2 separate regions of the Homo sapiens genome follow, and region 1 is linked to region 2. Evidence: read pairs that join two places in POLR2A ChIA-PET (ENCODE). Cell type or tissue: MCF 10A. All regions are shown on one strand.

Region 1 (8,000 bases), 260 kb after region 2:
TCTCTCTGCTCCCAGCCTTTCCCCTCACTTACTTGTAGCCCATGTCTTTCTAGGATGTCACCCTAGGAGTCAAAAACAGGTGTGTTTGTGAAAAGATTAACTTTAGGGCCTCTTTAGATCCATTAATCTTATCAAATGCAACATATCCAAAGATAATTTTCAGAAAACAGCAACACTCTCTGAATAATGTCTTGGTCTGTCAGCAACGCTAGCTGTCTGTTTCGCTCTTGTCAAGGGTCTTGCAGGTGGGATGCCACGGTCAGTCCTTCCAGATAGAAACACGAAGCCTACGGCCCTTGCTCTAAGAAGCTTGAATTCTGACATCTTAAGCATTGGACTCAACCCAGTCCCAGGATTAAGCCCTCCAGGACTGTCTGCTTATCTTTCCAGCTTCAGACACAGCTCTGAGCCCTTGGGGAGGAGAGTCTTGGGAGCCCCAAAGAGGCATCAGAGATCTCTGAACACATCCCTCAGCCCAAGGAGGCTCAGAGGGTGAAATTAGTTAATCTGCTTTGTGCTCTTCATACATATTTTCTTTTCTTTTTTGTTATCTTGGCTCACTGTAACCTCTGCTTCCCGGGTTCAAGTGATTCTCCTGCCTCAGCCTCCTGAGTAGCTGGGATTACAGGTGTGTGCCACTACAGCTGGCTAATTTTGGTATTTTTAGTAGAGATGGGATTTCACCATGTTGGCCAGGCTGGTCTCGAACTCCTGACCTCAGGTGATCCTCTCGCCTCGGCCTTCCAAAGTGCTGGGATTACAAGCATGAGCCACCGAGCTTGGCCACATAAGCATTTTCTTAAGGAAACTTGCATAATAAGTAGAGGTAGATGTTTGGGAATTTGGGGACTGTCTTCAAATATTCTTGTACTAACAATTTCATCCGTAACTAACTGTTCAGTTGAGAACAGTTAGTGGCACTTTAGATGTGTTTCTGAAGAATTTCTGGTGGCCTGGTTAACAAATTCACTAAGTTAATTAATTAACTTTTTTTTTTTATAAGAGATTCAGCCTAATTTTGAGGGGGTGGGGTGGGGACTGATGGGTGCATTAATATTGCTTTTGTGTGTTTACAAATTGCTTCTAGAGTGAGCATTTGAGCATTCTACAAGAATGAAAAGTCTGAGTAATTATATAAGAATGAAACATTTGAGGATTCTACAAATCAGGGTTTTTCCGCTTTGGCACTGTTGGCATTTTGAGCCAGATAATTCCACGTTGTAGTTCCATCCTGTGGGTTGTAGGAATTTGAGCAGCATCCGTGGCCTCTACCCACTAAATTCAGTAGCACGCCTACCCAGTTGTGACAGTCAAAAATGTCTCCAGACGTCACCAAATGTCCTCTGAGGGACAAGATCACCCCTAGTTGAGAATCACTCCTCTAAATGATTTTTAAAATAATGAAAAAGCTTGGTCCTTAGTGTTAGTAAATTAACTTTGGAATTACAGAGTGGGCAATGAAACTAACTTTCTAACTTGTTAATGAAACCAGCTTTCTAACTAAGAGATGAACTAAATGAAAAAAAACAAACCTAAGTCTCTCCCCGCCAGCTGAGTGGGAGGTGCCACTTTCTTGTCTCAAGGGGCAGCTCTGCCCAGTAGTTAGGACTGACTCCTGCAGCCAGACAGCTGGCTGCAATCTGCGCTCTGCCCTTATTGCTAGAAGGTACGTGACTTGGGACAGGCCACTTAACCTCACGAAAACCCACGGCATCTACCTCCCTGAGACAGGTTAGGGAGGTGATGGGTGGAAAGCACTTGGGATGCATGGGCGGCTTGCGGCAAGCACTACTAGCGGGCTAGTCATCCTTGTTCACAGAATCGCTTCTCCGGGGCCTGGTTGGTCACACCTAGCATTTGCACTGGGCTGCCCCTTTCTCAGGTGCCACGCGAAGGGAAGGTCGGGGGAGGCGTTTGGCCTCGCGCTTTGCAATCCCAGGCCCTTTCCTTTCTTAACACTCAGACTGCATTTGGGCTGGGCTTGTGTCTCCTTGGGGGCCTTGTCTGGGCTTGCAGACTGTTGCTGCAAAGTGCAGACCTGCCCGTCTGCAGACCTGCCCTCTCTGGAGATGTCTCAAAAATACAGGCAGCTTGCTGCCTGCCTTCGCCTCACTTTTCTTCTGTGTCAATTACCCTGACGTCCTGAACTTCAGGACACATGTGCTTCAGCACCAATCCTGGAATGGAGATCTCCTCCCCTCTCTCTTTTAAAGAAAAAAAAACACACACAAACACACAAAACACATCAAAACCATCACACTATCCAAGCCAACTGGGTCTTTAAAAAATCACCGCCAAGGAGCTGTTTACAAGTTGAACAAATAATTACTCTGCCACAAGGAAGAAAAGTATTAATTAAAGCTGTTCATTAAACCAGCTCCCTATTCTGTGGGGTTTATCTCTTGGAAGTGTCAGCCAGAGGTCAGGAATGGATTAACACACAACAGAGAGCTTTGCCAGTTAAATCTCCTCCTTGTGGTTAGCTTTTAATAATAAAGTTGTCATTAAAAGAAAGAATTTAATGGTTTTAATTGGGTTTAATTACTTGGAAACTTTTGGAAGGCAGATCAGCTTGTTTAAAAAAATTTTTTTTAGAGGAAGACAAGAAAATGATGCTGATAAAGAAAAAATAAGTTGATTCACATGTTTAAACAGTAAAGTTAAAAAAAAACTTGGCTTCTTCGACAGTTTTGTGGGAGAACACCAAAAATAGAAAAGATAATGGGTCTATCTGTACTAACAAGAACTTAACTGGCCAGGCAGGTGGCTCACACCTGTAATCCCAGCACTTTGGGAGGCCGAGGCGGGCGGATCACGAGGTCAGGAGATCAAGACCATCCTGGCTAATACAGTGAAACCCCATCTCTACTAAAAATACAAAAAAAATTAGCCGGGCATAGTGGCAGGTGCCTGTAGTCCCAGCTACTCGGGAGGCTAAGGCAGGAGAATGGCGTGAACCCAGGAGGTGGAGCTTGCAGTGAGCCGAGATAGTGCCACTGCACTCCAGCCTGGGCAACAGAGCAAGACTCTGTCTCAAAAAAAAAAAAAAAAAAAAAAAACTTAACCAAAAGACTGTAGGATACATTCCATCATCGCTGAATCACAAGAGTCAAACTCATGACAAATGATGAAATCATGGTCAAATTTAAGAGAACAAAGAAAGATGTTGAAACCGGTTCCTCTTTTGGGGTTTTGTGCAACTATTCAGCCTCTTAGAATTTTTTTTTTTTTAATCTTTGAAGAATGTTCTTTCAGCTGGACATGTCTAGCAGCTTTTAAAGTATTTTTCTAGGATATAAATTTAAAGGCAAAAATAACAAATAAATAGATAAAATGGATTGTGGATATGGAGTAGAGTGACCAACTCTCCTGATTTGCCTGGGATTGAGGGGTTTCCTGGGTCTTGGGACTTCCAGTGCTACAAGTGGGAAAGTCACAGACAAACCTGGATGAGATGATCACCCTAACAGGAGTCACTGCCCAGGGCTGAGGGGCATGTGGTGACATGGGAGATGGGTTTGTTTATGGAAAGTCATTCCAAGGACTCAGAACAGGGTTTGATGCCCAGCAAGTGCCCGCTGCTGCCATCAGCATTGACAACATCCCCATCAACACCACGTGCTTTCTGCTTATTATTAGTAGTCGTCACACTTCAGCACACTTCCTCAGATAGAACATCTTACATAACCAGCAATGTGCTTCTAAAGATGCAGCTCTTTAAAAGATACTATATGTATAGCACACCCTTGACATAAGTGACTCCATCTTAGAAAAAGACTCCATCTTACATTTTAAAAGTCATCAAGTCAACAAGAGTCCAGATGTCTACCTAATCAATAGAGACAACACCCAACCAGATAAGGGTGTAACCCTTTACCACCAGTCCTCACCAGAGGACTCAAGGGTCATAAAATGAGCAGGACCTCACCAGCTTGACATCTTAACACATTCTGTCTCACTGTCACTTGTCATCAGCACCCAGAATTTGAAGCTGAAGGCTCTGCCCAAATAAAGGACTCTTGGAAGATACTGGCAAGTGCCCGGATCAGGACTCTCTCCTTCTACATGTCACTCTCCTTGGACTGGTTCATTAGGCCCCCCACTCCCCCACCTTTTTTTTTTTTTGAGATGGAATCTCACTCTGTCACCCAGGCTGGAGTGCACTTGGCACACTGCAACCTCTGCCTCTTGGGTTCAAGTGATTCTCCTGCCTCAGTCTCCCAAGTAGCTGGGATTACAGGTGTGTGCCACCAGGTCTGTCTAATTTTTGTATTTTTAGTAGAGACGGGGGTTTCACCATGTTGGCCAGGCTGGTCTTGAACTCTTGACCTCAAGTGATCTGCCTGCCTCGGCCTCCCAAAGTGCTGGGATTACAGGCGTGAGCCACCGTACCCAGCCCGTTAGTCCCTTTTCATATCCCCTTTATTCTTGATGCCTAATGTTGCTGTTTGGCATGAAATTCTAATCTATAACATTTATATATCAATTAAGTATACTATTATGTATGGTTTGCAATATTGACTGACTTGTGGAGTGGTTTCAGCCTTTTGTGCTCATGGCCCTGACTACCAAGTGAAAGGGTAATATTAAGGAGAATTGCCTCCTTGGGAACTCCAGACAGGTCATTCTCTTGTCTTCCTCTAGCTAGTGGCTTTCATAACTGAAATAGCATCAGTGAAAGCCTGACCTTGTGGAAAGACATAAACGTGCGTGGACCTGGTTATATCTGACCTTGCCCCACTCATGACAATATTTTAATAATAATATATAGTTTCAAATAGCTAGAAGGAGGATATTAAACATTCCCAACACAAAGAAATGAGAAATGTTTGCGATGGTGGATATGTTAATTACCCTGATCTGATCATTATACTTTATATGCATCGAAACATCACCATGTACCCCATGAATGTGTACAATTATTATCTGTCAATTAAAAAAAAAAGTGTCATTTGCTTATCTACAAAAACTCTTTACTACATAGGAGGTACAGCTCCAAACACTCGACATGTATTAACTCATGTAATCCTCCCCCAGTGACCCTATAAGGTGAGTATTATTGTTATTACATCCATGCTACAGAGGTGAAAACTGAGGCACAGGAAGGCAAAGTGACTTGTCTGAGGTCACATGGCTAGGAAGTGGAGCTGTCTTTGGATCTGAGTAGTCTGGCTCTTGAGACCAGGGGTGGTGAACTTTTTCTATAAAGGTTTGGAAAGCATATATTTTAGGCTCTGTGGCCCATATGGTTTCCATCATAACTATTCAACTCTGCTGCGGTAGCACAAAAGCAGACATAGACAAGATGTAAACGAATGGGTGTGACTGTTACAATAAAACTTTATTTAAAAAAACAAGCTGGGGGAGTGGGGAGGGAGCAGATTTGGCCCATAGGATGGATGTAGTTTGCTGACCTCTGCTCTTGACCACTTTGCAATGCTGTCTCCTTGCTCTCAGATATTGAAAGTCCCTTGCCTCAAGGAGCTTATATTCTAATGGCAGAGAAGGGCATAAAAAACTAAGAAACACGCCTGTAATCCCAGCACTTTGGGAGGCCGAGATAGGTGGATCACGAGGTCAGGAGATCGAGACCACCCTGGCTAACACGGTGAAACCCCATCTCTACTAAAAAATACAAAAAAAAAATTAGCCGGGTGCGGTGGCGGGTGCCTGTAGACCCAGCTACTTGGGAGGCTGAGGCAGGAGAATGGCATGAACCCAGCAGGCAGAGCTTGCAGTGAGCTGAGATCGTGCCACTGCACTCCAGCCTAGGCGACAGAATAAGACTCCATCTCAAAAAAAAAAAAAAAAAAAAAACCAAGAAAATAACTAAGAAACATTTCATTTCAGAGAGTGACAAATGTTATGAAGAAAATGAAACATGATGACATTAATGTTAGGGAGATGATAGGGAATGAGGGGACTGTGGCAAACTGAACACCTGAGCCATTTATAGGGGGTGGTTTCTGGGCAGCTGCAGCCAAGTGATGCCATTTGGGATTGTGGGTGCAGCATGCCCAGATCTTCTGATTTTTCAAAAGAAACCAGAAAGCTGGATTTGTATGTGAAATATCCTGATTTTAAATGCTGGCAACAAATTTTAAAAGTAATAAAAAGGATATGTTTAAGGGCCAGGTGTGGCCTGCAGATGCCCTCAGTGTGATGTCTGGCCGAGGAAGGAGCTGGGGTTGGAGGGCAAGTTTGAGGGCTGGGCCAGGGAACTTGGGGCCTTGGTCAGCTCAGTTGGGTTTAGAATGGCCTTTGGAGTTCTGGGTCTGATCCCTTCTCTGCCACTTCCCAGCGTGGTAGTCTTGGGCAGAGCTTGTGTCCTTCTGGGTTGAATGGGGATTACTATGTTTAGCTTGCAGGTTCGTGTTGAAGACCAAGGAGATGACCCATGCAAAGGATCTGACCCAGTGCTATGCATGGGGAGAGAGATTTATTTTATTTTTAATTGTAGAGACAGGATCTATGTTGTCCAGGGTGGTCTCAAACTCCTGGACTCGAGTGATCCTCCTGCCTACTGTAGGTTTCTGATTATGGATTATATGCTACAAACTGAAAGTCATCATAAAAGTAGATACTTCAATTTTGTTTTTTAGCTGTACACATACAAATTTGACAACGAATGAAATGAATCAATTCCTTGAAGACCATAAACTACCCAAACTCACCCAAGATGAAATAACTACCCCTACGAAAACATTGAATTCTGGCGGGGCACGGTGGCTCATGCGTGTAATTCCAGCACTTTGGGAGGCCAAGGTGGGTGGATCACTTGAGGTCAGGAGTTCGAGACAAGCCTGGCCAAACATGGTGAAACTCTGTCTCAACTAAAAATACAAAAATTAGCTGAGTGTGGCGGCGGGTGCCTGTAGACCCAGCTACTCCGCAGGCTGAGGCAGAATAGCTTGAACCCAGGAGGTGGAGGTTGCAGTGAGCTGAGGTTGTGCCACTGCACTCCAACCTGGGCAACAGAGAAAGACTCTGTCTCAAAGAAAACCCAACAACAACAACAACAACAACAACAAACTTGAATTCCTAATTAAAAGCCTCCCAGAAAACAAAAAAGAACTGCAAGGGCTAGATGGTTCCAGGGGAGAATGCTATCAAATATTCCAAAAGAATTAGCACCAATTCTCCACAATCTCTTCAAGAAACTAATGAGGAGGGAACACTTCCAACCCATTCGATGAGGCCAGTATTATCTGGACACCAAAACCAGATGATGACAGTATAAAATTCAAACTCAAGAACTAACAAAAAGTCCTATCTGAATTTCCAAGTAAAAAATATTCATCTTTAGCTATCTCCAGACCGTGTGCGTTCCTTCCAGAGCACTCTCAGTGCCCTTTGGGAAACAGAATCATTCTCGGGCTTGTCTTATGAGGTCAGTAGGGCAAGAACTGCTGTTCCAATTTTACAGACTGAGACCTTAGGAAAAAACTGACTTGTTCCAGGAAGTGGTGGGGATGGGATTTGATCTGGGACCTTTAGACTCCACAGTGTCACATCACCCGGCAGGATTCCAGTCAGAAATGTCACAACAGACACCATGGCAAGAAGCGACTTCCCCACCGCATTGGGCACACGGGCTATGGCAGCACATACCAAGACCAAGCCTGGGCTCAGCGGTCTAACAAAACGTGACTACCCAAGGAGATTCTTTCTTTCTTTCTTTTTAAAAAATTTAGGTAAAATCCATAGCACTGAAAATAAACCCTTTTTTTTGAGATGGGGTCTCACTCTGTTGCCCAGGCTGGAGTGCAGTGGTGCGATCATAGCTCACCACAGCCTTGAACTCCTGGGCTCAAGCGATCCTCCCACCTCAGCCTCCTGAGTAGCTGGGACCACAGGCACACGCCACCATGCCTGGCTATTTTATTTAATTTTTTTTTTGAGGCGGAGTCTTGCTCTGTCATCCAGGCTGGAGTGCAATGGCACAATCTTGGCTCACTGCAACCTCTGCCTCCTGGATTCAAACAATTCTTCTGCCTCAG
Region 2 (8,000 bases):
CACACCCGGCTAATTTTTTGTATTTTTAGTAGAGACGGGGCTTCACTGTGTTAGCCAGGATGGTCTTGATCTCCTGACCTCGTGATTTGCTCACCTCGGCCTCCCAAAGTTCTGGGATTAGGTGTGAGGGTCTGGCTCTTTCTCTTAGGCCAGAATGCAGTGGTGCTATCACGGCTCTCTGCAGCCTCCACCTTCCAGACTCAAGCGATCCTCCCGCCTCAGCCTCCCTAGTAGCTGGGACTACAGGCATGTGTTACCACACTGGGCTAATTTTTTTAATTTTTAGTAGAGATGGAGGGTCTCACTCTGTTTCCTAGGCTGGTCTTGAATTCCTGGGCTCAAGTGACCTTCCTGTCTCGGCATCCCAAAGTGCTGGGATTTCAGGCATGAGCCACCGTGCCTGGCCTATTTAGATTTTTTTTTTTGAGACTGAGTTTCGCTCTTGTTGCCCAGGCTGGAGTGCAATGGTGCGGTCTCGGTTCACTGCAACCTCTGCCTCCCAGGTTCAACCGATTTTCCTGTCTCAGCCTCCTCAGTAGCTCTGGGATTGCAGGCGTGCACCACCACACCTGACTAATTTTTGTATTTTTAGTAGAGACAGGGTTTCACCATGTTGGCCAAGCTGGTCTTGAACTTCTGACCTCAGGAGATCCCCCTGCCTTGGCCTCCCAAAGTGCTGGGATTACAGGCATGAGCCAGCACACCCGGCCCAGATTTTGCCTGGTTTCAGTCAGCCAAGACCACACTTCTGCACTCCAGCCTGGGCGACAGAGCAAGACTGTCTCAAAAAAAAAAAAACACTGCGTTTATTTCAGGCCAGACATGGGGGCTCACACCTGTAATCCTAGCACTTTGGGAGGCCCAGACAGGAGGATTGCTTGAGCTGGGGAGTTCAAGACCAGCCTGGGCAACATAGCAAGACCCTGTCTCTATAAACAAAAAATAAAACAAAATAAGTTGATTTAATAAAAACTGTCGAATTAATAACAGGGTAAGTGGTTCTTGGATATGAAGAGATACATCCCACTCCATCATCAACAGTCTAGTCTAGGCCAGGCGTGGTGGCTCACACTTGTAATCCTAGCACTTTGGGAGACTGAGGTGGGAGGACTGGCTGAGGTCTGGAGTACAAGACCAGCCCAGGCAACATAGCAAGACCCCATCTCTACAAAAAAAATTTTTTTAACAACTCAAGCTGGGCGCAGTGGTTCATGCCTGTAATCTTAGCACTTTGGGAGGCCAAGATAGGAGGATCCCTTGAGCCCAGGAGGTCGACACCAGCCTGGGCAACATAGAGAGACCCCATCTCTCTCTTTTTTGGGGGTGAGGGGGACGGAGTCTTGCTCTGTCACCCAGGCTGGGGTGCAGTGGTATGATCTTGGCTCACTGCGACCTTCGCTTCCTGGGTTCAAGTGATTCTCATGCCTCAGCCTCCCAAGTAGCTGGGATTACAGGCCACCATGCCCAGCTAATTTTTGTATTTTTAGTAGAGAGGGGGTTTCACCATGTTGGCCAGGCTGGTCTCCAACTCCTGACCTCTACCTCCCAAAGTGGTGGGATTACAGCATGAGCCACCACGCCCAGCACCATATTTATTTTTATTTTTTTTCTTTCTTTGAGACAGTTTCATTCTTGTCGCCCAGGCTGGAGTGCAATGGCACAATCTCGGCTTGCTGGAACCTCAGCCTCTCAGGTTCAAGCAATTCTCCTGCCTCAGCCCCCCAAGGAGCTGGGACTACAGGCGCGTGCCACCATGCCCAGCAAATTAGTAGAGATGGGGTTTCACCACGTTGGCCAGGCTGGTCTCAAACTCCTGACCTCAGGTAATACACCCCACTAGGCTTCCCAAAGTGCTGGGATTACAGGCGTGAGTCACTGTGCCTGGCCCTTATTTTTTTAATTTAAAAAAAAAAAAAGGCCGGGCGCAGTGGCTCACGCCTGTAATCCCAGCACTTTGGGGGGCCAAGGCAGGCGGATCACAAGGTCAGGAGATCGAAACCATCCTGGCTAACATGGTGAAACCCCGTCTCTACTAAAAATACAAAAAACTAGCCGGGCGTGGTGGCGGGCACCTGTAATACCAGCTACTCGGGAGGCTGAGGCAGGAGAATGGCGTGAACCCAGGAGGCGGAGCTTGCAGTGAGCCAAGATGGCGCCACTGCACTCCAGCCAGGGCAACAGAGCGGGAGACTCCGTCTCAAAAAAAAAAAAAAAAGAACTCAAACATGTTAGAGAAACACACCCACGCCCCGGGGGCTTTGCTCTTACCATTCTCTCTGCCTGGAACACTTCTTCACCAGATACCTGCTCTTTCTCCTCACTCCGGGTTTTGCTTAAGTGTCATCTCAATGACATCTCTTTATTAAGTGTCATCTATTTTCCATGTGTTCTACCTATTGATGTATTCATTCATTCACTGTTCTAGGGCAGGAGGCATCCGTGAAGGCAAAGATTCTGTCTGTTCTGCTGATTTCGGTGGTCCCAGCACCCAGAATAGTACTGCACGCAAAAGCTTATCTGTTGAATGAATAATGTGTGAACGAATGCACTAGGTTATGAATCGGGCACCGGCATTCAGGGAGCACGCCGGACTCTCATCACAACACTATAGCTTTAGTACTGAAAATTCCTCCGCCGGGCGCGCTGGCTCATACCTGTGATCCCAGCACTTTAGGAGACCAAGGTGGGTGGATCACCTGAGGTCAGGAGTTTGAGACCAGCCTGGCCAAACGTGGCGAAACCCCGTCTCCACTAAAAATACAAAAATTAGCTGGTGCACGCCTGTAATCCCAGCAACTCAGGAGGCTGAGGCAGGAGAATCACTTGAACCCGGGAGGCAGAGGTTACAGTGAGCCGAGATCACGACATTGCACTCCAGCCTTGGCGACAAAAGTGAAACACCGTCTGAAAGAAAAAAAAAAAAAAAGAAAGAAAATTCCTCAGCAGAAGTCTTTGGGAAGGTCAAAGGTGAAACTCCGAATTGTTCTCAGCTGTGCTTTAACCATTCCAGCCCCCTGAGAGCCCCAGGGCTCGGTCCGCCGCCCTTCCTTTACATTCCTGAGCTCTGAAGTCCCCACCTCCTTTCAGCACCCTGAGTTCTTTCCTAGGATGGAATGGACTGAATAATATTTTCCATGTTAGTGATGGGGTCCAAGAATGTCCATGACGCATGAGACCAGAGCTCCCAGCCCGGAGAATGGAACGCTGCTCTCTCTGGAGCCACCAGGGGGCGCCATTTCTCCACGGAGTTTCGCGAAGGCCGCGCCGCAAGAAGCTGCTCTCCCAGCAGGAGGCGAGGCTCTTTGCCTGTTGCAGGGTTGGGTATGTCGGCAGGATTTGGAAGTGCTCAAGCAGGTGGTGGGAGAGCTTGCTTTGATGCTCCCAAAGAAAGTGTTGCCCAGGTTCTCTCCTGCTTGTAATTAGACCTGTGTTCCACCCCAGACTTTGGCTGCAGCTGCGTGACCCTGGACAATTCACTGTGAATGTTGCAGCCGTGGTAACCTCATCCATAAGAACACTGGGACCCCATGGGATTGTGTGTGGACACAGTGAGATGAAAGCTTGCAGGCACCAACCATTGCTCTGAAATGGGAGCCAGTGATGGGATCAGAGGTTGTTAATTATACTAGTAATCAACTGAGCCCTGGTTCTCAAAGCCTGTTCCCTGGATCAGCAGCAGCACCTGCTAAATTCTGATGGCGTTTGATAGAAATGCAAATTCTCAGCCCCACTTCCCCCAAAGTCCTTGATTGAATTTATTAATCTGCCGGGTGTGATGGCTCACGCCTGTAATCCCAGCACTTTGGGAGGCCGAGGCGGATGGATCACCTGAGGTTAGGAGTTCAAGACTAACCTGGCTAATGTGGTGAAACCCCCGTCTCTACTAAAAATACAAAAATTAGCTGGGCGTGGTGGCACCTGTAATACAAAAATTAGCTGGGCGTGGTGGCGGGCCCCTGTAATCTCAGCTACTTAGGAGGCTGAGGCAGGAGAATCGCTTGAACCAGGGAGGCTAAAGTTGCAGTGAGCCGAGATCATGCCATTGCACTCCAGCCTAGGCAATAAGAGTGAAACTCTGTCAAAAAAAAAAAAAAAAAAAAAAAAGAGTTTCTTAATCAAAAGGCCTGAGAATTTCAAGAAATGCAGATTCTCAAATCTTTCAACTGAGAAACTTGGTGGGGGTGAGTCCCTCAATCAGTGTTTAGCAAGCTGCCCACGTGCTTCTGATGCCTGCTCAAGTCTGCTTAGAGCAGTAGGGACTTCTCCTGTAGGGGTTTGGAACACAATACCCCAAATTACAGCACTTTGGCAAACTGAGCATTTGAAGCTGAAGGAATTTGAGGAAACCATAGAAGCAGGAAGGTCACTCTCTGACCTTCTCCTGCCTTCCTCTTCTGCAGTGGGCCACTCAAGGTTTCTCTGACCTGCCTCTCCTGAAAGTAGGCCCCAAGCCCCTCATTCCAGAGGGGGTCCGGTCCTGTCCGTGGAGACCATGAAGACTAAACTCACAGGCCTTGCTAAGTTCCCACTGTGTACATCATTGGATCAAACCCTTTTGTCCTCCTGTGACACTGCTGCTTGACTGTCCATAAAAACACAGGTGCCCTGGGTCACGGTTCTTCACTTTGGAAGACTCCTGAGTCACTCAAAACTTGGGTTAAATAAATTTGTCATGCTTATCTCTTGTTAATCTGTCTTTAGGGGTGTTAGCCATGAACCTTGTGATGGGTGAGGAAAAGGTACTTTTTCTTCCCTACAGCCCTAAATCATAGTTAGTTAGGAGTGGAGCTGAAATTGAAAAAAATTAAAAAATTAGATTTACTGCCTGCAAAGCTACAACCCAGGATATGGTGTGCGTGTATATCCCATTAGTGATGGACATGCCAAAATGCCTCCCCTCCCCCTGCTTTTTTTTTTTTTTTTGAGACGGAGTCTCACTCTGTTGCCCAGGCTGTAGTGCAGTTGTGCCATCTCAGCTCACTGCAACCTCCTCCTCCCGGGTTCAAGCGATTCTGCCTCAACCTCCCAGGTAGCTGGGATTACAGGCGTTTGCCACTGTGCCGGGCCAAAATGCCTCTTTTTGTTCTAGTTTAAACTTGTAGTTTTCTAGAACAGTGGCGCTCAACCGTGGCTACACATTAGAATCAGCTGGGGCTCTTTAAAAACTATATCAACCTGGGTGCGGTGGCTCACACCTATAATCCCAGCATTTTGGGAGGCCGAGGCGGGTGGATCACTTGAGGTTGGGAGTTTGTGACCAGCCTGGCCAACATGGTGAAACCCCGTCTCTACTAAAAATGCAATAAAATTAGCCGGACATGGTGGCAGGTGCTTATAATCCTAGCTACTTGGGAAGCTGAGGGAGGAGAATTGCTTGAACCTTTGAGGCGGAGGTTGCAGTGAGCGCAGATCGCACCATTGCATTCCAGCCTGGGTGACAGAGCGAGACTACAACTCAAAGAAACAAAAAAAAAAAACAACAAAAATCAAATGCTTGGTCGTCTCCCCAGACCAATTAATCCACAATTTCTGGAAGACCCTGTGCTTTTATAAATTTTTTTTTTTTTTTTTTGAGATGGAGTCTTGCTCTGTCGCCCAGGCTGGAGTGCAGTGACATGATCTCAGCTCACTGCAACCTCCGCCTCCCAGGTTCAAGCAATTCTGCCTCAGCCTCCTGAGTAGCTGGGATTACAGGCGCAGGCAACCACACCCGGCTAATTTTTATATTTTTAGTAGAGACGGGATTTCACCATGTTGGCCAGGCTGGTCTTGAACTCCTGACCTCAAGTGATCCACCCGCCTCAGCCTCCCAAAGTGCTGGGATTACAGGCGTGAGCCACCTCACCTGGCTTTTTTTTTTTTTTCTTTTAGAGAGAGGGTCTCATTCTGTTGCCTGGGCTGGAGTGCAGTGGAGTGGCATGATCATAGCTCACTAGTAGCCTTGAACTCCTGGACTCAATTGGTCCTCCCACCTTGGCCTCCCAAAGTGCTGGGATTACAGCATGAGCTACCACTCCTGACCAGAGCAAAGTCTTTTTTTTTTTTTTTGAGACGGAGTCTCGCTCTGTCGCCCAGGCTGGAGTGCAGTGGTGCGATCTCGGCTCACAGCAACCTCTGCCTCTCAGGTTCAAGTGATTCTCCTGCCTCAGCCTCACAAGTAGCTGGGATTACAGGCGCCCACCACCACGCCCGGCTAATTTTTTTTTTTTTCCTCAAGACGGAGTCTTGCTCTGTAGCCCAGGCTGGAGTGCAATGGCTTGATCTCAGCTCACTGCAACTTCCACCTCCCAGCTTCAAAAGATCCTCCTGCCTCAGCCTCCCAATTAGCTGGGATTACAGGTGCCTGCCATCATGCCCGGCTAATTTTTTGTATTTTTAGTAGAGACAGGGTTTCACCATGTTAGCCAGGCAGGTCTCGAACTCCTGACCTCATGATCCGCCCGCCTCAGCCTCCCAAAGTGCTGGGATTACAGGCGTGAGCCACCACGCCCAGCCCCATGGATACGTTTCTATGCCATTTTAATTATTTACTACATGCATGTTTTTCTATTTCCTAGAATTTTTTTCAGGTTAATATGCTGTATGCATTATGTTTTGGTCAGGAAGTGGTAAGGTCTTGGCCCTCAAGCTAACAGGGTGCACAGCTCTTGAAAGGTTGGAAATTCTGCATCTGTTCTCTGCTGAATGATGTCAGCAGAAGCTGTGCGACCTTGAGTTTTTATTTCAGTGGTGGTGTTATAGAAATGCTCAGTTGGCAATCACCCTGATCCTTAGAAGGCACTTCACAGTTTACAAAGCTGAGAGGCTCTTCACTTTTCATGATCTCCTCTATCCTTGACAGCAGTGTCATGGGGTAACTGGGGAAGGCCGGAACTTGTCCAAGGTCACACCTGGAAAATGCCCAAGCTGGGCTTCGACCCACCTTTCCTTCTCTGCTCCTGTTACGTGGCTTGAAGGAGCAATTTTCTTTTTCTTTTATTTATTTTTTGAAATAAAGTCTGGCTCTTTCACCCACGCTGGAGTGCAGTGGTGAGATCTCAGCTGACTGCAAACTCCACCTCCCGGATTCAAGCAATTCTCCCTGCCTCAGCCTCCCGAGTAGCTGGGATTACAGGTGCCTGCAACCACACCCAGCTAATTTTTGTATTTTTTAGTAGAGATGGGGTTTTGCCATGTTGGCCAGGCTGGTCTTGAACTCCTGACCTCAGGTGATCTGCCCACCTCGGCCTCCCAAAGTACTGGGATTACAGGCATGAGCCACCGCACCCGGCTGTCATCTTTGTTGGTTCATTCTCACAGCCAAATGTCCAAGCTGTGGAGAGTGTCAGGGACTGGCCCTTGGACCCGATTCTTTCCCATCACGCACAGTCCTAGGTGATCTCAGCCCATATGCGTCATGGCTTTAAATTCCGTCTAGATGCTGATGCCTCCCACATTTATACTTCCAGCCCAAACTTCCCCTGCACTCCATCATCCGACTGCCTCCGTGACATCTCCACTTGGATGACTAATAGCTCACCCCCACATTCATCCTCCCCCAGCCTGTTCCTCCCACTACTGTCCCCATCTCAGCCCGCACCAACTCCAGCCCCCCAGCAGCTCAGGTCAGAAGATATTGAAGTCTAAGCACTTTGGAAGGCTAAGGTGGGGGCGGATCACTTGAGCCCAGGAGCTTGAGACCAGCCTAGGAAACAGAGCAAGACCCTGTCTCTACAAAAAATTCAAAATATTAGCTGGGCATAGCGGTGTGGGCTTGTGGTCCTAGCTACTCAGGAGACTGAGATGGGAGGATCACGTGAGCTCAGGTAGAGGCTGCAGTGAACCATGATGGCGCCAACTGCACTCCAGCCTGGAAACAAAACAAATCACGGTTGCGGTGGCTCATGTCTGTAATCCCAACACTTTGGGAGGCAGGTGGATCACTTGAGGTCAGGAGTTTGAGACCAGCCTGGTCAACATGGTGAAATCCCATCTCCATTAAAAATACAAAAATTAGCCAG

Evidence for each region. Peaks named below come from ENCODE experiments on the same cell type or tissue, not always from the same donor. Only the 100,000 strongest peaks of a DNase experiment are listed, where the experiment ranks them.
Region 1: POLR2A ChIA-PET joins it to region 2 with 17 read pairs; 2 of 35 experiments call an interaction of 5 or more read pairs at or near these places.

The regions. Positions count from the first base shown.
Region 1 is chr20:47,120,107-47,128,106 of GRCh38, reverse strand. The region is part of intron 9 of EYA2 (EYA transcriptional coactivator and phosphatase 2); the gene reads right to left. Among named protein-coding and RNA genes, the nearest start is that of MIR3616, 43 kb to the left of the region's middle. RefSeq lists an enhancer at 1,870-2,383. In MCF 10A, no CTCF peak of the experiment used is centred here; DNase peaks (open chromatin) are centred at 1,966 and 3,136.
Region 2 is chr20:47,379,445-47,387,444 of GRCh38, reverse strand. It overlaps LINC01754 (long intergenic non-protein coding RNA 1754), which reads left to right. Exons shown (of 3, transcript NR_146496.1): 3 at 2,426-4,679. Among named protein-coding and RNA genes, the nearest start is that of ZMYND8, 27 kb to the right of the region's middle. RefSeq lists an enhancer at 3,198-4,050. In MCF 10A, a CTCF peak has its summit at 3,244 (motif pointing right); DNase peaks (open chromatin) are centred at 3,254 and 7,434.